2 separate regions of the Homo sapiens genome follow, and region 1 is linked to region 2. Evidence: chromatin loops called from intact Hi-C (ENCODE). Cell type or tissue: dorsolateral prefrontal cortex. All regions are shown on one strand. Each heading gives the region's core, and the rest is flanking DNA. Links, peaks and the distances in the headings are about the cores only.

The links. Peaks named below come from ENCODE experiments on the same cell type or tissue, not always from the same donor. Only the 100,000 strongest peaks of a DNase experiment are listed, where the experiment ranks them.
Region 1: it touches region 2 in a loop (4-fold over the local background); 4 of 110 quality-filtered maps call a loop at or near these places.

What each region holds. Positions count from the first base shown.
Region 1 is chr17:28,429,485-28,439,817 of GRCh38, forward strand. No RefSeq gene overlaps it. Among named protein-coding and RNA genes, the nearest start is that of SLC46A1, 28 kb to the left of the region's middle. In dorsolateral prefrontal cortex, for the core only: no CTCF peak of the experiment used is centred there; no DNase peak of the experiment used is centred there; H3K27me3 peaks cover 757 bases.
Region 2 is chr17:28,366,927-28,377,259 of GRCh38, forward strand. It overlaps VTN (vitronectin), which reads right to left and starts at 3,381. Exons shown (of 8, transcript NM_000638.4): 1 at 3,214-3,381; 2 at 3,001-3,120; 3 at 2,581-2,925; 4 at 2,363-2,502; 5 at 1,946-2,102; 6 at 1,595-1,747; 7 at 789-1,133; 8 at 358-555. The coding sequence starts at 3,277. The coding sequence ends at 443. SARM1 (sterile alpha and TIR motif containing 1) reads left to right here and starts at 4,768. Exons shown (of 9, transcript NM_015077.4): 1 at 4,768-5,576. The coding sequence starts at 5,107. RefSeq lists silencers at 4,501-4,830, 5,151-5,320. In dorsolateral prefrontal cortex, for the core only: no CTCF peak of the experiment used is centred there; DNase peaks (open chromatin) are centred at 4,485, 5,111 and 7,032; H3K4me3 peaks cover 3,462 bases; H3K27ac peaks cover 4,439 bases.

The DNA.
Region 1 (10,333 bases), core at 1,531-9,530, 63 kb after region 2:
ATCTACCACCTGCAAGCTGGAGAATCAGGAAATCTGAGGGTATAATTCGGGTTGAGTATGAAGGTATGAGAACCAGGAGCACTGATGTCCAAGAACAGGAGAAGAGGAATGTCCCAGCTCAAATAGAGAAACTGAATTCACCCTTCCTCAGCATTTTGTTCTTTTCAGGCCCTCAGTGGCTTGGATGACGCCTGCCCACATTGGTGAGGGTGATCTTCTTTACGCGGTATTTCAATTCAAATGCTAATCTATTCTGGAAACACCTTCACAAACACACCCAGCTATGTGGACATCCCTTAGCCCAGTTAAGTTGATATAAAAATTCACTGGGCACAGTGGCTCACACCTATAATCCCAGCACTTTGGGAGGCCGAGGTGGGCAGATCATGAGGTCAAGAGATCAAGACCATTCTGGCCAACATGGTGAAAACCCCATCTCTACTAAAAATACAAAAATTAGCTGGGTGTGGTGGCACGTGCCTGTAGTCCCAGCTACTCAGGAAGCTGAGGCAGGAGAATTGTTTGAACCCGGGAGGTGGAGTTTGCAGCCAGCCAAGATCGTGCCACTACAGTTCAGCCTGGCAACAGAGCGAGACTCCTTCTCAAAAAAAAAAAAAAAAAATTAAGCATCACAGAGGTGTTTTTAATAAGTACTCCTGGGTCAATTGAAAGTCCATAGTCCATTCAGAAAAAAAATATTGACTTCTACATTACTCCTACAGAGAAATCAATTGTAGATAAATTGTAAATGGTACGATAATAAAGCTCTTTTTTTTTTTTTTTTTTTTTGGGACGGAGTCTTCCTCTGTCACCCAGGCTGGAGTGCAGTGGCGCAATCTCGGCTCACTGCAAGCTCCACCTCCCAGGTTCACGCCATTCTCCTGCCTCAGCCTCCTGAGTAGCTGGGACTACAGGTGCCCGCCACACCGCCCGGCCTTTTTTTTTTTTTTTTTTTTTTTGAGACAGAGTCTCACTCTGTTGCCTAGGCCGGAGTGCAGTGGCATGATCTCAGCTCACTGTAACTTCCACCTCCTGGGTTCAAGCTATTCTTTTGCCTCAGCCTCCTGAGTAGCTGGGACTACAGGCATGCACCGCCACACCCGGCTAATTTTTGTATTTTTATTAGAGATGGGGTTTCGCCATGTTGGCCAGGCTGGTCTTGAACTCCTGACCTCAGGTGATTTGCCCTTCTCGGCCTCCCAAAGTGCTCAGATTACAGGTGTAAGCCACCATGCCTGGCATAATAAAGCTTTTTAGAAGAAAACAGGAGTATGTCTTAATAGCCTTTGAGTAAGCAAAGATTATTTCAACAGGACACAAAAAGAACTTTTATTCTTCACAAGATATCCTTAAAAGAGTGAAAATGCAAGCCATAGAATAGGAGATATTTGTAGTACATTTAACTGACAAAGAACTCATATTCAGGATATCTAAAGAACTAAAAATCAGTATGAAAAGGATAGAAAACCCAATTTTTACAAATGGGCAAAGGACTTGAACAGACACTTCACAAAAGAAAACATCCAAATGGCTAAAAAACATTAAACATTGTACAATCTCATTGATCACCAGAAGTACAAATTGAAGCCGCAGTCCAATACTACTACATCTGAATGGCTAAAAAAAATTTTGTAAAAAACAGAAAATGTCAAGTATTGACTAAGACAGCCAAGTATCTAGAAACAACCCAAATGTCTATCACAGGTAGAACAGACAAATAAATTGTGGGTATTCACACAATGGGATATCATACAGCAAGAATGAAGGAACTACAACTAGGCAGTGCCCAGCTTAGGTCCTGTCCTCTCAGCCCAACCCCCGGCAGAAATAGAGCCCCTTTTCCCAAATGGTTTCCAACATTAGCATAGTTTCATTACATGGAGATTTTGTATTTGCAAATTCTCCTACTTGCTAAAATTTATGTGTGACTCAAAATTAATACTCTTGACACTTTCTCAGCATTTTGGGGTCATTCAGGGTCATATACAATGTAGTGAAAATTTGAGTTATCCAATACACATTCCCAGCTGAGGTCAAACAAAGCAACACTTTGCTGTCTTGTTTCAGCTCATAATGTAAATATGTCCCTCAAGGTCTATTTAGTGCCATGGTTTTTACATTTTTGTGCTTTTTGTTGGTGATTTCACTGTTTTATTTATTTTTTTATATGTTTTTGAGACAAAGTCTTTCTCTGTCACCCAGGCTGGAGTGCAGTGGCATAATCACAGCTCACTGCAACCTTGACCACCTGGACTCAAGATATCCTCCTGCCTCAGCCTCCAAAGTAGTTGAGACTACAGGCACACTCCACCACACCCAGCTAACATTTTTATTTTTTGTAGAGATGGGGTCTTGCCACATCTTGAACTCCTGGGCTCAAGTGATCCTCCCACCTTGACTTCCCAAAGTGCTGGGATTAGTGCTGAGATTACGGGCATGAGCCACCATGCCCAGCCCTCTTTGAGCCACTTGATATCTACCAATAACTTTCTTTCTGCTTAAATCAGGTAGAATAGATGCTGTGGATCACAATTAGGAACCAAGCCTAACAATAGAAGATCCAACAGTTGCTAATGGATCATATCTACTCCACGTGGAAGAATAGGAAAACCTGGACTCTCTCTCTCTCTCTCAGGTCCTTCCTGTCAGCATTTACGCATGCTAAATTGATCTCATCTTTTAAAAAATTCTCTTAGCCATATACTCTCCTCCACCCCATTCTCTCCTACTTGTCTCAAATAGATAGATGATAGATAAATTTGGCTTTGTTGTGTTTTGCTTTTTTATAAAAGTAAACCAAATTCAGAGGACAGGCTAAACATCATCTGTGTTGACTGGACACAGATGAAGAGTGAATTAGTGAAATGAAGAACTGAAGATAGAGCTGAAGAAATACTCAGAATTCAGCACAAAGGCAAATAAAATAGAGGTATAAAACCTACAGGATAGAATAAAGTATGAAGTCTAACATAGGTCTACTCTGAATTCTAGGAGGAGCGTCTAGAGTAGACCTTTTAAAAAAATGTTTAGAGACAGAGTGTTGCTATGTTGCCCATGCCCAGCTCTTTGCAGAGGTATTGGCTGAGTCGTTTCCAGAATTCATGAAAGACGCAAATCATTCAATTCATAGGTCCATGTAGGATAATAAGTGATCCTGGAAAAAAGGTTTGGGATGAAAGAAGGAGTTGTGTGCCAATGAATTGATAAGCAAGTAGGTATATCAAACATTAACTGCACAAAAGATAAATAATAATGTTTAACTTGAGGGAAGCTATGAAAAATAACTAGATAGAAATAAGATAATGGACTATATGAGACAAAAGGGGATGATTGGTATGAGGAGAATGGTAGAGAACTTGAATAATTTTAGATTTTAGATAAAGTATGCATGTCAAATGATTAATATTCTAAAAGAGGGGAAATAGAGTTTATAACCTCCAAACCAAAGAGGGAGAGGAAGAATTAAATTTGAAAAGTAAGATATTTCCAAGTTAAGATGCAAAATCAACTAATCTTCCAAGTTAAGGTGCACACACAACTAATCTATCTCACTTCCAACCAAAAGCCCCAATTTAAAGTGGTATATATAATATATATATAGTATATTATTATTATACAATATATATTATATTATTATACAATATATTATATGGTATATATGTATATATAATGTATATATAATATAATATATATATATATATATAATATGTATGTATATATTTGAGACTGAGTCTCACTCTATTTCCCAGGCTGAAGTGCAGTGGTACAATCTCAGCTCACTGCAACCTCCACCACCTGGGCTCAAGCAATTCTCCTGCCTCAGCCTCCCGAGTATCTGGGACTACAGGTGCCCACCACCACACCTGGCTAATTTTTGTGTTTTTAGTAGAGACGGGATTTCTCCATGTTGGCCAGGCTGGACTCGAACTCCTGACCTCAAGTCTTGCCTGCCTCGGCCTCCCAAAGTGCTGGGATTACAGGCATGAGCCACCGCGCCTGGTCTCAATATATATTTTTAAATATTTATTTTTAAAAAATTAATGGAAGGGAGAAGAGTTGGGGAAGGGAAGACAACAACAGTAACAGTTTGGAAGACATGAACATATGGGCCAAATGACTTAACAACATAGAGAAGAATTCTGAGACAGCAGTGGGCCACCAACCACATTCTCACCATAGAATCCTCAAAATACTTAGTAATTGGAAACTACAGGCAACTCTAAAATTGGAGAGGGTATGAGAGAGGAATTTAAAATAAGGAGGATTAGGTAAAAGCTGAGAAGTAGTTAGATGCCAAATCCCCTCCAGTATTCCACACCATGGCAGTACTGCCTCTCCTAACCCTAGCAGATGACTGGGGGATTATTCTTGAAAGAAGGAACAACAGAAGGTCTCTGCCTGGAGGGAGGCTGATGAGCACAGCTGAAGACACGCTGCAAGTTGGGATTATGTGACTGTAGACATACTGAAAGCTAAGACTTCCCCTAACCCTTTTCTGCCACTGGGCTCCCAGAATGCTAAAGTGAAACCTATATCCTTTAATTGGAAGATTAGAAGAGTCTTTTCTGAGGAATATGAACAGTCACAGAAAAAAGACCCAAAGATACAGAAACTTTGGGTTTCCAAACAAATGACCAATCCAGGTCACCACAGTGAAACTCACTGTGACTTCATGGACTCAGAGTATCTAATTTTTCCCCAATTCTTTTTTTTTTTTTTTTTTGAGATGGAGTTTTGCTCTTATTGCCCAGGCTGGAGTGCAATGGTACGATCTCAGCTCACCGCAACCTCCACCTCCCAGTTTCAAGCAGTTCTCCTGCCTCAGCCTCCTGAGTAGTTGGGATTACAGGCATGTGCCACCACGCCCGGCTAATTTTGTATTTTTAGTAGTGACAGGGTTTCTCCACGTTGGTCAGGCTGGTCTCGAACTCCCAACCTCAGGTGATCTGCCTGCCTTGGCCTCCCAAAGTGCTGGGATTACAGGCGTGAGCCGCTGCACCCGGCCACTCTCCCCACTCTTAATCATAACAAAATGACCATGGATTATGAGATAAGCCTGGACCTGAGATAAGCCTCTAACATTGTAGGGAGGGACTAAAGCAAACAGGAAAAGCACTCAGAAGAAATAGAAACTATACAAGAAAAAAACCTCCAAATTTCCAAACAACCCTGTTATTAGGCACAGTGGTACACACCTGTAGTTCCAGCTACTCGTGAGGGCTGAAGTGAGAGGATCCCTTGAGCCCAGGAGTTCGAGACCAGCCTGGGCAACATAGCAAGACCCTATCTCAGCAAAACAAAACAAAAAACCTGTTTTTAATGTCATTAGAGAGATAAGAGAAAATATTACATCTATGAAACAAGAACAGGATGCTATTAAAAAAAGCATTAAAATAATAAAAAAAAGTGGTAGTAGAAATGCAAAACTCGAGAGAAAGTTGAGGAAATCCCTAAAATACTAAAGCAAAAAGAAAAGATGGGAAAAAGAGAGAGACAGCCCAGGAAGCCCAGAATCCAAATAATCCAAAAAGAGAGAAAATAAAAATTAAAGGGAAGAACACATCAATGAAATTATTCAAGAAAATGTCTCAGAATTGGAGGATGTAGATTGACAGAACCCACAGAATGTTCAGCATAATTGTTAAAATAGACCCACTCCAGTGCATATTATTGTCACATTGTAGGGTCTTCAAGACAAAGAGATAACCTTCAAGTTTCCCAAATGAAAACAAAAAAGCTTTCACAAGAAGATCAGGAACCAGAATGACTTTAGAATTCCCAGAAGAGATACTTGAAGCAGAAAGGCAATGAAGCAATAACTTCAAAATTCTGAAGAAAAATTATTTCCAACCTCGAATTCATTTTTGGTTTGTTTGTTTGTTTGTTTGAGACAGAGTTTTGCTCTTGTTGTCCAGGCTGGAGTGCAATGGTGTGACCTTGGCTCACCGCAACCTCTGCCTCCTGGGTTCAAGGGATTCTCCTACCTCAGCCTCCCGAGTAGCTGGAATTACTGGCACCCACCATCATGCCTGGCTAATTTTTTTTTTTTTTGGTACTTGTGTAGAAAAGGGGTTTCACCATGTTGCCCAGGCTGGTCTACAATTCCTGACCTCAGGTGATCCACCTGCCTCCGCCTCCCAAAGTGCTGGGATTACAGGCATGAGCCACCACACCCGGCCACATTCATATTTTATTCATCAATTTTGGACTTCAGCTATCAACTTCGTATTAGAGTATAATTTGAATACAATATAACTATACTGGAAAGATTTAGCTCTCTTAAATCAAATAAGATTATATTATAATTTTAAATTAAATCAAGATTCAGTGTTTACATTAGAATGTTCATGCAAATATTCATAGTTGGGTAATGTATATGATGATTATGATTCCTTTCTTAGTTTTGGCTTTTTCCTAAAGTTAATAATTGCCTAGTGTTTTCATTAGCTTGGTTTCCTTTGTATGTATCACTAACCCTTCTCACACCATCTAAGAGCCTCTTGAGAGCCAGGCCCGGCAGCTTGAACCTGTAATCCCAGCTACTCAGGAGGCTGAGCTGGGAGAATAGCTTGAGCTAAGGAGTTTGAGACTACCCTGGGCAACAAAGTGAGACCCTGTCTCTAAAATAAAAATGAACAAATAAAACATTTTTTAAAAGCCTCTTGGTACAATTTTCCAAAAGTTTAGTCACATCAGGTGATCCATCACTTCCATATCATTTCTTGGAGAGCTTTATTTTCCTCCATCAAGGAGACCTTGAATCTTCTTCAATCTAGGCTAGTTGATCTCTGGACATGCTGCACTGCTAGGGTCTTCCCTTGTTATCGCCTTGTAATACTCTTTCCCTTTTTCCTGAGTTGGGTTTCATGCCTTCCTCCTTGACTTACTTCTTCTTTTTTTTTTTTTTTTTTTTTTTTTTTTGAGACAGAGTCTCACTCTGTTGCCCAGGCTGGAGTGCAGTGGCAGATCTCAACTCACTGCAACCTCCACCTCCTGGGCTCAAGTGATTCTCCTGCCTCAGCCTCCAGAGTAGCTGGGACTACAGGTGTGCGCTACCACACCCCGCTAATTTTTGTATTTTTAGTAGAGACGGGGTTTCACCATGTTGGCCAGGATGGTCTCCATCTCTCGACCTCGTGATCCACCCATCTCGTCCTCCCAAAGTGCTGGGATTACAGGCGTGAGCCACCGCGCCCGGCCGATTTACTTCCTTTTTGTGGGTCACATTCACTAGCAGAGGGCATGGTTATTATAACCCTCAATTACGTCCACGTGCCTCATGAGTCACACTGCTCCAACGTGAACAAGCTGTCCTCTCTGGAGCACAAGCGTCATCTTAGGATCTGCCTTTGTCATCATTCTGGAAATTCCCATACCTTCCCTTCTGTGTCGTATCTCTTATTTCATGCATCTACTTGCTGTTTCCTAATTTATACTCTCATTTTGGTAGAGGACAACTTCTAATAGCTTGTCGAGAAAGGGTGTATGAAGTAACTTCTGAGATATTGCATATCTGAAACTGTCTGATTCTACCTTCACACTGAAGCAATAGCTTGTTTGGTTAAAGAATTCGAGGTTGGAGGCCGAGCGTGGGTGGTTCGCGCCTGTAATCCCAGCACTTTGGGAGGCCGAGGTGGGCAGATCACCTGAAGTCAGGAGTTCCATACAAGCCTGACCAACATGTAGAAACTCCGTCTCTACTAAAAATACAAAATTAGCTGGGCGTGGTGGCACATGCCTGTGATCCCAGCTACTCGGGAGGTCGAGTCAGGAGAATTGCTTGAACCTCGGAAGCAAAGGTTGCAGTGAGCCGGAATCGCGCCATTGCACTCCAGCCTGGGCAACAAGAGTGAAACTCCGTCTCAAAATATATATATATATATACACACACACACATATATACTATTTAGAAACAAAGATAATATAAATATAAATGTCAAAATAAATGGTGGAAAGAGTTGGAAATGGCTGATGTTGAGGAAGGTGACTAAGGGAGTGAAGAGGGGTGGACAGGAAACTACCATTTTTTTAAGCTTCTCAGAATATTTGGGTATTTAAATGTCTATGATGTAAACACACCTTCAGCTTGAACTTGAAGGACAGAAAAATATATAACAAGCAAACACAACTACAAGGACAAACTGACAAGGATACTTGACACAGATTAACTTCCATCCTTATACGAGACTTTAGCACACATTTATCAGTAAGTTATAGATCAAGCAAATATAAAATTCACAAAAAAATGAAAAATGTGAGCAACTTAAATTTGATTTAATATACATTATATCTAGAACACTATAAAAAATTCAAGAGTACATATTTTTCTTAAGTATATATGGATTTTTTTTTCTTTTTTTTTTTGAGACAGAGTCTCACTCTGTCACCCAGGCTGGAGTGCAATGGCACGATCTCGGCTTTGGCTCACTGCAAGTTCCGCCTTCCAGGTTCACGCCGTTCTCCTGCCTCAGCCTCCCAAGTAGCTGGGACTACAGGTGCCCGCCACCAAGCCCGGCTAATTTTTTGTATTTTTAGTAGAGACAGGGTTTCACCGTGTTAGCCAGGATGGTCTCGATCTCCTGACCTCGTGATCCGCCCACCTTGGCCTCCCAAAGTGCTGGGATTACAGGCGTGAGACACCGCGCCCGGCCTATACGGATAATTTATAACAATTGGCCATGTATGAGGCAACAAAGTTTACCTCAAATTTAAAAAATCAATAGTATACTGATAATATTATCTAACTATAACACAATTAGGTCAGAAGTCAAAAACAGAAAACTTTCAAAACTTCCAATGTAGAAACTCTATAGACGAGGTTAGCAAACATTTTTTATAAAGGGCCAGTTATTAACTGGAGCTATTATTAAAAATTAAATTACACACATTTAAAAATAATAAATAATATTAAAAACAAAGGTAATGAATACTCAAAATCACCACTTCTTAATTATTTTATATTTTACTATAACGTATGCTTTTTTTTTTTTCTTTTTTTGAAACAAGGTCTCTCTTTGTCACCCAGGCCGGAGTGCAGTGGCACAACCATGGCTAACTGCAGCCTCAATCTCCCAAGCTCAAATGAGCCTCCCACCTCAGCCTCCCAAGTAGCTGGGACTACAAGCATCATGACAAACTGAGTGTGCCACCACACTCAGCTAATTTTAAAGTATTTTTTGTAGAGACAGGGTCTCACTATGTTGCCCAGGCTGTTGTCCAATTCCTAGGTTCAAGCGATCCTCCTGCTTCAGTCTCCCAAAGTACTGCTGGGATTATAGGTGTGAGCCACCACGCCCATCCTAATCTGTGATTTTGAGTTTATTTACATCTATCAATTGTATCTGTATTGTGAGAATACTATTATTATGGTATACTATTTTATTTCAATTTTTATTATGGTAAATTATGCATAACATAAAATTTACCATTTTAAGTATGTTTAAGTGTACAGATCAGTGGAATTATATACATTCATAATGTTGTGCAACCATCACCACTATCCATCTCTATAATTCTTCTCAATTTGTAAAACTGAAACTCTATACGCATTAAACAATAACTTTCCATTCCCCTCTCCCACAGCCCTTGGCAACCACCATTCTACTTTTTGTCTCTATGATTTTGACTAGTCTAAGTACCTCATATAAGTGGAATAATACAATATTTACCCTTTTGTGATTGGCTTATTTCACTCTGCATTATATCATCAAGGTTCATTCCTATTGTAGCATATTGCAGAATTTCCTTCCTTTTTAAGGCTAATATTGCATTGTATGGATATATCACATTTTGCTTATCCATTCGTCTATCCATGGGCACTTGGGTTTCTTCCGTGTTTTAGCTAGTGTGTGAATCATGCTGCTATGAACATGGGTATACAAATATCTCTTTGAAACCCTGCTTTCAGTTATTCTGGGTATATACCTAGAAGTAAAATGGCTAGATCATATGGTAATTCTGTTTTTAAACTTTTTCTATTTTGAGATGGGGTCTTGCTCTGTGGCTTAGGCTGGTGCACAGTGGAACAATCATAGTTCACTGCAGCCTCCAATTCCTGGCCTCAAGTGATCCTCCTGCCTCAACCGCCTGAGTACATTTTTAATTTTTTGAGGAACCACCATACTGTTTTCCACAGCAGCTGCACCATTTTATGTTCCCACCAGCAGTGCAGAAGGGCTCTAATTTCTCCGCATCCTTGCTAACACTCGTTATTTTCTTTTTCTTTCTTTTTCTCTCTCTCTTTTTTTTTTTTTGTTTTTTGTTTTTGTTTTTGTTTTTGTTTTTTGAGACAGCATCTCGCTCTGTAGCCCAGGCTGGAGTGCAGTGGCGTGAT
Region 2 (10,333 bases), core at 679-8,678:
TCTCCTCCAAGACCCTAGTCAACTCCAAGGGGCAAAGCAAGCCTCACCCACGGAGGCTGGCCTGGTAACTTTGTCATCATCAGAGGAGTTCAAGTGTCTGCTTAGCTGCTGGTGGGTTGCTGGGGGCTGCTTAGCTCAAGAGGAAGGGTAGCTCTCAGGAGGCCTTCCCCAGCCCCAAACCGGTTCACAGAGAGGTCCTGAGCACAGAGAGGTCCTGAGCCCAACATGGGTTGGACACGGCGAGGCCCTTCTCTGTCCCTTCTCTGTCCCCCTCACCAACCCATTCTGACAGTCCAGCTTCCTCTCCTTTACCCAGACAGGGATGTGTCTACCCCAGTCAGAACAATAATTTTAAACTCGGGGCTAAGGGACCTTTATTGGGCTGGGGGAAGGAGATGGGAGGAGGGAGCTACAGAGGGCCCGGCCATGTGGGCTCTGACTCCTACAGATGGCCAGGAGCTGGGCAGCCCAGCCAGTACTGAGCGATGGAGCGTGGGTAGGGAGGGTCCACAGTGTCCACTCGCCGTGTGCGAAGATTGACTCGGTAGTACTTGTCTGGAAGAGAGGAAAGCAGAGGATGCGTGAGGCCCAGCCTGGCCCTGCCCACTCTTCCCTTGAGAAGTCTAGGGTCTCTCCCAGAAGGGAAAGTGAACATCCATGATGCAGCTAAGGACTTCTGGCCTGGCTTTCTGTGGTCACTACTTGCAGGCTGCGTTCAGCCCTTGTGCACCAGGGACAGCAAGGAAAACCCAAGCTAGACCAGCTTCAGGGGTGGCAGCGGCTCCTACCTCCAGAGAAGAAGAAGACACTCTGGATGGGTTCACAGGTGGCAGGCACAAGCCAGTCCATCCTGTAGTCATCATAGTTGTTGGCTCCCAAGTTGCTCTCCTCACTGGAGAACAAGGACAGCCACGTGGCGCGGGATGGCCGGCGGGAGTTCTGGTTGCGGCCACGGCTGTGGCCTCGTTGTGAACGGTAGCCTTTGCGGTTGCGATGCCTAAACCTTTGTTTCTTGGCCAAGGAGGGGCGGGGTGCCATGCCTGAGATGTAGATGCGGCCAGCCATGGCTGCGTCCACTTGCCCTGGCACACCGTGCCAGTCCCGGCTAATGAACTGGGGCTGTCTGGTACCAGCTGTGGCAGGGAAGGGGTGAATGAGAGGTCTTGGGGGTCCGAATCTTGCCCCTTCCAGCGGGGCCATTAGAGTTCATCTGCTGCACCTTGCCCAAAGACACACAGCAGCGAATGGCAGAGCCAGGCCTTTGACTCTCAGTCCAATTCCCTTCCCCCTGTGCTTTCCCTCCACCATATCACTGGTGTCTCGACCCCACCCCCCCAGGCCCCCTAAACTCCTCAGCCACAGCCCCTCCCTCTGCTGGCTGTGCTCTCAGCTGTGCTAGGCAAAGTCCAAGGTGTGGGGTCCAGGTAGAGCTGAGCTTTCCCCAAAAGGTCAACAGAAGCAAAGTCTGGCCTGAGCAAACAGACTTTGATCGATAGCTCCACAACCACAGCCCCCTCCAGCCGGCCTGGCTCTACCAATACCAAGGGGTTTCAGCCCTTTTGAGGGAGAAGCAAGACTTGCCCTCTCTCCATACCAGAGGTTCTGCCCCAGAAGAGAAGCTCGAAGATGTCCTCCCAGCTGTCCCGCTGCATCATGGCAAAGTGTTCAAACACAGCCGACAGGGAGCTGCCTTCACACTCCTCCTGACTGGGCTGGTGCTGGAACTGGTACTCCCAGTACTGTTTCCCTGAGGAGCAGGGTGGTGGGCATTAGGAGGGCTGGGCCAGGGCAAGACTGGAGATCCCAGAGGCTGTTGAAGTTAGGATCTCCCAGCATGAGGTGGGGGTCAGGGGTGGGCACATGCTGAGGCCTGTCCCCAGTGAAATGTGAAAGGAATCCAAGACTGCTCCACTGCCTGCTCAGTCTCCCACCACCCCCTGAGTACCCTTGAAGAAGTAGACCCGCTCCCGGCCACTGTAGCTATGGGCAGGGAGGGCCAAGGCTGCATCCACGTTGTCCGGGATGCCATCGAAGCCGTCAGAGATATTTCGGGGGTAATCAGGGTCCAGGACACCATCCTCAAAGCGCCAGTACTGACTACCCTAAGAGGTGGGGAAAGTGAAAAGGGGTATGGAGGCCGCTGGCTGGGCACAGAGGCAGAGTCCCTTGCCCTAAGGCAGCCGTTCCCAGGTCCAGGTTCACTGCCCAGGACCTGGAGTCTTGGGGCTGCCCTGTGCTCACAGAGCTCCCACCAGGTCCTGCAGGGCCCTGGGTCCAGCTTCCCTGTCCACCCTGTCCCTGGGAGCAATAGCTCTCAAACCCTCCCTAGATGCTTTCTACCCTGGCCCACAGCCCCTGGCACCTTGAAGAGGTAGGTCTTCCCCTGACAGTTGATGCGGGTGAAGGCGGCATCGATGGGGCCCTCGATGCCCCAGACATCTCGGATGAGCTTGGGGTACCCAGGCCTCACTGCCTTTTCGTCCAGTTCATAGCAGTACTGCCCTAGAGTGGAGGAGATGGTGTGAGAGCAGGGACGCTCCTGGGGCAGACCCGCATCCCCAGTACCTGCCCTGGATTCACCTCGGAAGGCAAAGAGGGAACCGTTCTTGAGGTCGGTGAAGGCGTCGAAGGGCTTCCCACTGCACAGCTCCTCCTCTGCTGGGGGCTGAGGTCTCCCTGGATGAAGGGTCTCAGGCCTTGAGTCTATCCCCTCAGGCTTAGAGGCGCCCACCTCAGGCGCAGGGGCCTCTTCCTCAGGTTTCAGAACAGGTGTCTGCTCAGGATTCCCTTTGGACTGGGCCTGGAGGTCAGAGGTCAGGGAGGGGCCCCCCACCTGTTCATGGACAGTGGCATTGTTTTTCTCCTCGCCATCGTCATAGACCGTGTACTCATCCTCCGGCATAGTGAACACATCCCCGCGAGTCACTGCAGAGAGTGGATGGTAGTGAGTCTCCAGCAGCAGGGGGCACCCCAGCCCACCCACCTGGGCTCTGAACACACCTTGGGGCTTGCACTCAGCCGTATAGTCTGTGCAGCAGCTCTGGTAGTAAGAGCAGAGCTCGTCACACTGGCACTTCTTGTCCACGTTGAAGCCCTCAGTGCAGCGGCCCTTGCATGACTCTATGAGGAAGGAGTGTCAGTCGGTGCCACCAAGCCCAGACCACCCTCGCCCTCCCTACATTGACCCAGATGGCCACCAACACTCCCCTGTACCTTGGTCAGCCAGAGCAACCCATGCCAGCAGGGCCAGTATGAGAAGGGGTCTCAGGGGTGCCATGGCAGGGCTTCTAGCTCAGTGCCTGGCAAGCTGGGCTCTGGTCTCCCTGAAGTCTCCGCTCTGATGCCTGAGGAAGGGAGGGAGAGGCAGAGACAGGGAAGGAGGGCACTGGAGAAGAGGAACTGCCTTTTCTGCTGCTCTGTTTGCTCAACCTCCAGCCCATCCCCTCTGCCCCCTCCAGCGGCTGCTGCAGCAAAGGTCACATTCCTGGAACACTGGGCCTGGGCGAGCTGGGAGATAAGACCTTTGCCAAGCTCAGAATCATTAGGTCATCGGAAGGGGAATTAGCACCGTGGATCTGGAGGGCAGAAAGAAGGCTCATTGGGCAACAGCTTTATCTCTCTGAGTCTTAGTTCATTTTCAGTAAAATAGGATTAACAAAGCCTTGCTTCATGGGGTGTTGGGAGATTACATGAACTGGACCAGACAAAATGCCCAGTAGCTGGAGCAGCCACAAATTCCTTCTCCAAACATAGCTATTGATCCATGATTGTTTGATCAGACACATCCCTGGCTGGGTGCTCATTCGCCATTATTTATTTAGGGCAGGAAAAAGGGAGTGGGAGGAGAGATTGTAAGCACTCTGGGGAATTTTATTTTTTAGCATAAAAGAACAAAGTTTCATTTCTGGGTTCTTCTCTTGGGTGCATCAATCTCCCCAGGCTGGAAATTTGGGTAAATATCAACCCACTGGACTGGATTTAATTTCTGAGTCTTTTCTGAGCAGGCCACTCCCTGTCCCCAGGCTCAGTCTCCCCATCTGTAAAGAGTGGGCTTGTTCAACACACTTTTAGACTCTCGAGAGAAATATGATCCCTCTACCTGGAAAATGCCCACTGGCATGAAACACCTGATTTTGTGCCCAATTTCAGGTGTCCACAGAACTTCTGAAATCCTCCCATCACCTGAAAAAAGTGATCCTGAGATTTTAGCTGACTTTTTCTGTTCTGTAATCAGAGGGGACTGTGATTTGGGCCAATTTCTTCCTCATGGGCTTCAGTGGAGTCAGCTGTGGAATGGAACATCAATTCCCACCCCATAGGCATGTTGTGAGGTTTCGCTAAGAAACAGCCATAAAAGGGCCTTAAGAGTTATGATGATTGTTTTAACCATTTAGTAGGGAGGGGGCATCCAGCGGTGTTGCTCCCACGTACCGATGTCACGTGGGGCGGGGAGGCGGGGCGGAGAACGGAGAGCGTCCTCTCATTCTCCACCCCCTTCCTCCAAGTCCAGCGCAGGGGGAGGTGGCTGCGACTGACTGAGGGGCTAGGGAAGGCTGGCCAGGGGCGTGGGCGTGGCTGGGGACGGCTTGGGGGTGGGGCTGCGCAGGAGGCTGGAGGAGCCCCGCGGGACCCAGAGGCGGGGCGTCGGCCCGGGGACCACTGCTCCTCCGGGGCGTGGCTGCAGGAGGCTGGAGGAGCCCCGCGGGACCCAGAGGCGGGGCGTCGGCCGGGGACCGCTGCTCCTCCGGGGCGTGGCTGCTGCCGAGCATCTCCCAGCTCAGCCGAGCCCGTGCCCAGGCCACGCTTTGTTCCAGCCGCCGCCTCCTCTACCCTACGGCGTCCGGAGCCATCCCTCGCCTGCTCGCTCTCTCCTTTCGCCCACTCCCTGCATCTGGGCCTGCATCACCTTTGCCAACCGCTCCCCCGATCCTGCCGACACTCCTCCCCCAAACTTCTGACCGGCACCCTTGCCTGGTACCCTTCTCTCCATTCCTCCCCCTCCATCTTCTTTCCCCGACCCCTCTCGGGTCCCTCTTTTCCCAAAACCCGGGTCTCTCCGCGTGGCCCCGCCTCCAGGCCGGGGATGTCCCCCGCGGCCCCGCGCCCATGGTCCTGACGCTGCTTCTCTCCGCCTACAAGCTGTGTCGCTTCTTCGCCATGTCGGGCCCACGGCCGGGCGCCGAGCGGCTGGCGGTGCCTGGGCCAGATGGGGGCGGTGGCACGGGCCCATGGTGGGCTGCGGGTGGCCGCGGGCCCCGCGAAGTGTCGCCGGGGGCAGGCACCGAGGTGCAGGACGCCCTGGAGCGCGCGCTGCCGGAGCTGCAGCAGGCCTTGTCCGCGCTGAAGCAGGCGGGCGGCGCGCGGGCCGTGGGCGCCGGCCTGGCCGAGGTCTTCCAACTGGTGGAGGAGGCCTGGCTGCTGCCGGCCGTGGGCCGCGAGGTAGCCCAGGGTCTGTGCGACGCCATCCGCCTCGATGGCGGCCTCGACCTGCTGTTGCGGCTGCTGCAGGCGCCGGAGTTGGAGACGCGTGTGCAGGCCGCGCGCCTGCTGGAGCAGATCCTGGTGGCTGAGAACCGGTGAGCGCGCCAGGCCGGGGTTGGGAGAGCGCCGCGTGGTGTGGACAGTTAAGCGCCTGCGTTCCCGTGTGCCTTGCGCCGTGCCTTTGCCTCCCTCACCTCTCTGACTGCCTGCACTACATCTCTGTTAGGGGTCAGCCTGTCTGTTTCACAGATAAGGAAACTGAGCCTTGGGAAAGTTTAGTGACTTGCTCAGTGGATCACAGTGAACTAAGATTTGCTCCCAGGGCTAGTGGGGTGAGGAATGGAGTTACAGGACAGGAGTCCGTCCCTGGCTCTATGGATGGAGATGGCATCCTATTGCCAATTCTCCCTCTCCCCCGCCCCCCAAGCCCACAGCTCTCCTTCCCACCGGCTTGGGTTCCCGTCTATGACACCTTCTCTCGCCATCATCCCATCCCTCTCCCAATGAGAGAAGAAGGGAAACACAACGCTCAGAAAAGAGGGAGGGAGACCTCTCCTTTCCCTCCTCCCCAGGCTGTAAGGCGTGCTGGCCTGAGGCTGCTTACTCCCTTCTTGCCGCCCCAATCCAACTTCTGCTCCATCCTTCATTCTGGTTCTTGCAACAGGCCAGACATGATCTCATTCTGCAGCTGCTGATGGGAAACAGTTTTCTGCTGGGAGGCATGGGTGGGGGAAGAGGACACCGGGGTGCAGAGCCCGGCGGGGACCAGGCAGAGTGTGTGTTCTCTCCCTTCACCCCACTTAGCACCAAGATGCCGCAAGAGGGTCAAACAGAGGCCTGGTTGCCACTCTTGCATGTCTCTTGGGATCTCTCCTGGAGTATGAAGACCTCCAAGGACTCACTTTCCCTCCCTTCTGATGCCAGAGCAGACCAAGCTGTCACACTCCAGTCTCATGCTGAAGTCTCCAGCTTCTCAAGCTTAGAAGAGTTTTTGGAAGAGTCACTTTCAGCTCATGCAGCTCTCACAAGTGTGAAGGGAGTGGGTTGGGGGTGTTTTCCTTGCCATTTTCGAAAAGAAAAAAATTACCTGGTGATTGGTGGAAAGATACAACTGTCAAAAATGCATGAATGAAGCAATTTAGGTTGGGAGACCAAGATAGGGTTCTGCTTATTTGGCAAGCCATTAACCTCCCATCTGACATCCGTTGCCATGATGGGGATAGGCCATGAATTTGGAGGGGGTAGCAAATAAAATATGTGCTCACTGGGTGTGGTGGGGTCAAGGCTGGTAGGTGTGCCCTGCAGGCTTGCTATGTGGAGTCAGGAGCTATAACTACAATCCCTGGAGAGTGAGTACAGCCAGCAGCCCAAGGAGAGGAGGGTTGCAAGATGCAAACAGTACTGCTATATCTCAAGGTTAAAAATGGCAATTCTCACCTGGTTCAGAGTTACCGAGAGAAGAGTCACTAACCAGTGTCCCTGGTCTCAAGAAACGCACGCTGGTCTCTTCAGGACCAAGGACAGAGCACAACGTGCGTGGTTGCTATCACAATACTTCCAAAGAAAGGCAGGATCCCCGCCAGGCGCCGTGGCTCACGCCTGTAATCCCAGCACTTTGGGAGGCCCAGGCGGGTGGATCACCTGAGGTCAGGGGTTCGAGACCAGCCTGGCCAACATGGTGAAACCCTGTCTCTACTAAAAAAAAAAAAAAATACAAAAATTAGCTGGGCATGGTGGCGGGCATCTGTAATCCCAGCTACTGGGGAGACTGAGGTGGAAGAATCGCACAGAACCCGGGAGGTGGAGGTTGCAGGGAGCCGAGATTGTGCCATTGCACTCCACCCCACGCTGGATGACAGAGCAAGACTCGTCTCAAAAAAAAAAAAAAAAAAAAAAGGCACTGTCTATAATCCTAGCACTTTGGGAGGCCAAGGCAGGCAGATCACCTGAGGTCAAGTGAAACACAAAAATTAGCCAGGCATGGTGGTGGTGCGTGGTGTGTGCCTGTAACCCCAGCTACTCTGGAGGCTGAGGCAGGAGAATTGCTGGAACTCGGCAGGCAGAGGCTGCAGTGAGCTGAGAGCGCGCCACTGCACTCCAGCCTTGGCAACAGAGTGAGACTCCATCTCAAAAGAAAAAAGAAGGGGAGGGTCCCTGCACCCCTTGTAGGCTGCATGAGAATGGGGCTGGAAAGAAGAGAAGGGGAGTGACACACTGCGAATTTATGAAATGTTTTTCTCCTTCACCAACCAAGCCCCCACTGCCTCATCTCAAAGAAGGCTCTTCTGGGCAAGCATGGTGGTTCATGCCTGTAATTCCAGCACTTTGGGAAGCTGAGGTGGGTGGATCACTTGAGGCCAGGAGTTCAAGACCAGCCTGGGCAACATGGCAAAAACCCATCTCTACAAAAAATATACAGATTAGCCGGGCGTGATGGCATGCACAGTCCCAGCTACTCAGGAGGCTGAGGTGGGAGGATGGCTTGAGCCCAGGAGGCGGAGGTCACAATGAGCTGAGATCATGCCACTGCTTTCCAGCCTCAGTGACAGAGCCAGACCTTGTCAAAAAAAAAAAAAAAAAAAAAAAAACAATTCCATCAGTGTGCCTACCCCTTTTTGCCACTTCCCTCTTGCTTTCTTCTTCTCAGGATGCTATTGCACCCATTGTCAAGGAGCCTAGGTCACAGTTTTCCTGACTTCCAACTACCAGAAGTCCAACAGAATATGGCTCTTCAAATCTGGCCCCACAACACCCAGTGAGGTCCCCATATGACTGCTAGCCCTCTATATTCACAGTCCACCCCCTTCAGGGGATCTTAATGAAGCTATCCTCAGAGTAGTTAAATGGCTTTCCCAGGAATATTCAATGAATAAATGGAGGAGACAGGTTTTTGAAATCACAGAAAGGCGGCCAGGAGCAGTGTCTCATGCCTGTAATCCCAGCACTTTGGGAGGCCCAGGCGGGAGATTGCCTGAGGTCAGGAGTTCGAGACCACTCTGGCCAACATGGTGAAACCCCGTCTCTACTAAAAATACAAAAAATTAGCCGGGCTTGATGACGTGTGCCTGTAATCCCAGCTACTCTGGAGGCTGAGGCAGGGGAATTGTTTGAACCAGGGAGGTGGAGGTTGCAGTGAGCCGAGATCGTGCCGCTGCACTCCAGCCTGGGCAAGAGTGAGACTCCATCTAAAAAAAAAAAAAAAAAAAATCACGAAAGCCATTGCACATAAATTCAAAAAAGTGGAAAAGCACACAAAAGGTATACAGTTAAAAGTTATTCTCAGCCAGGCATGGTGGCTCATGCCTGTAATCTCAGAACTTTAGGAGGCTGAGACAGAAGGATTACTTGAGCCCAGGAGTTTGATTGAGACCAGCCTGGGCAGCATAGTGAGAGCCCTGTCTCAATTTTTTAAAATTAAATTAAAAATTTTTTAAAAGTTCTTCTCAACCAGACCCCCTCTCTGGAGATAAACCACTATAACAAGTTTCTTGTATATCCTTCCAGAGAGAGTCTCTGCATATACAGGCATTTGCATGTATATTATATAGACATGTTTGCAATATATATACAATCTTCCCCTCCTTTGGAGCTGGGATTTGAATCCAGACCTGTGTAATTCTAAAATATCTGCCCATTTCACCAGACCCACAGCCTCTCAGACCACAGAAGAACTGGGAGCTGGGTGAGTAGTTATCACAAGAGTGCAGCACAGTTCCACTCTGTAAAGGTGCCAGGTGCATAGGGAAAAGTGAGGGCTGGGGCATCAGGAGACTCAAAATAAAGTCCTAGGTCTGAATTGATATGTTCCTGAGCAAGTCCTTCCCTTCGCTGGGCCTCAGGTAAGTCCTCTGAAAATGAGAGTGTTGGCTGGCCAGGGGCGGTGGCTCACGCCTGTAATCTCAGCACTTTGGGAGGCCAAGGCAGGCGAATCGTTTGAGGTCAGGAGTTCAAGACCGCCTGGCCAACATGGTAAAACTCTGTCTCTACTAAAAATACAAAAAAAAAAAAAAAAAAAAAGAGCCAGGTGTGGTTGTACATGTCTGTAATCCCAGCTACTTGGGAGGCTGAGACATGAGAATCAGTTGAACCCAGGAGGTGGAGGTTGCAGCGAGCTGAGATTGCGCCACTGCACTCCAGCCTGGGTGACAGAGTGAGATCCTGTCAAGAAAAAAAAGAAAAGAAAAAGTAAGGGTGTTGGATTAGATAATTTCCTTCTTATCTTTTGTTTTTGTTTTTGTTTTTGGTAGAGACAGGGTCTTTCTATGTTGCCCAGGCTGGTCTCAAACTCCTGGACTCAAGCAATCCTACTGCCTTGGCCTCCCAAAGTACTGGAATTACAGACATGAGCCACTGCATTCAGCCAGATTAAATAATTTTCTTATTTTATTTTTCATTTTTTGAGATGGAGTCTCCCTCTATCACCCAGGCTGGAGTGCAGTGGCACGATCTTGGGCTCACTGCAACCTCTGCCTCCCAGGCTCAAGTGATTCTCATGCCTCAGCCTCCCAAGTAGCTGGGATTACAGGCACCTGCTACCACGCCCAGTTAGTTTTTGCATTTTTAATAGAGATGGAGTTTCACCATGTTGGCCAGGCTGGTCTCGAACTCCTGACCTCAAGTGATCTGCCCACCTCAGCCTCCCAAAGTGTTGGGATTACAGGCGTGAGCTACCGCACCTGGCCACATTAGATATTTCTTAAACATATCCTGGCTCTTACATTCTAGGCATTTATGCAGTCAGATGTCTAGAAACGCAAAATGAAGGTGAAGGATCTTGAACTCTGGAGACAGGCAGATCTGGGTTCAAATCTCAGCTGTGCCTCTCAGAAACTGTGTGACTCTGGGCATGTCA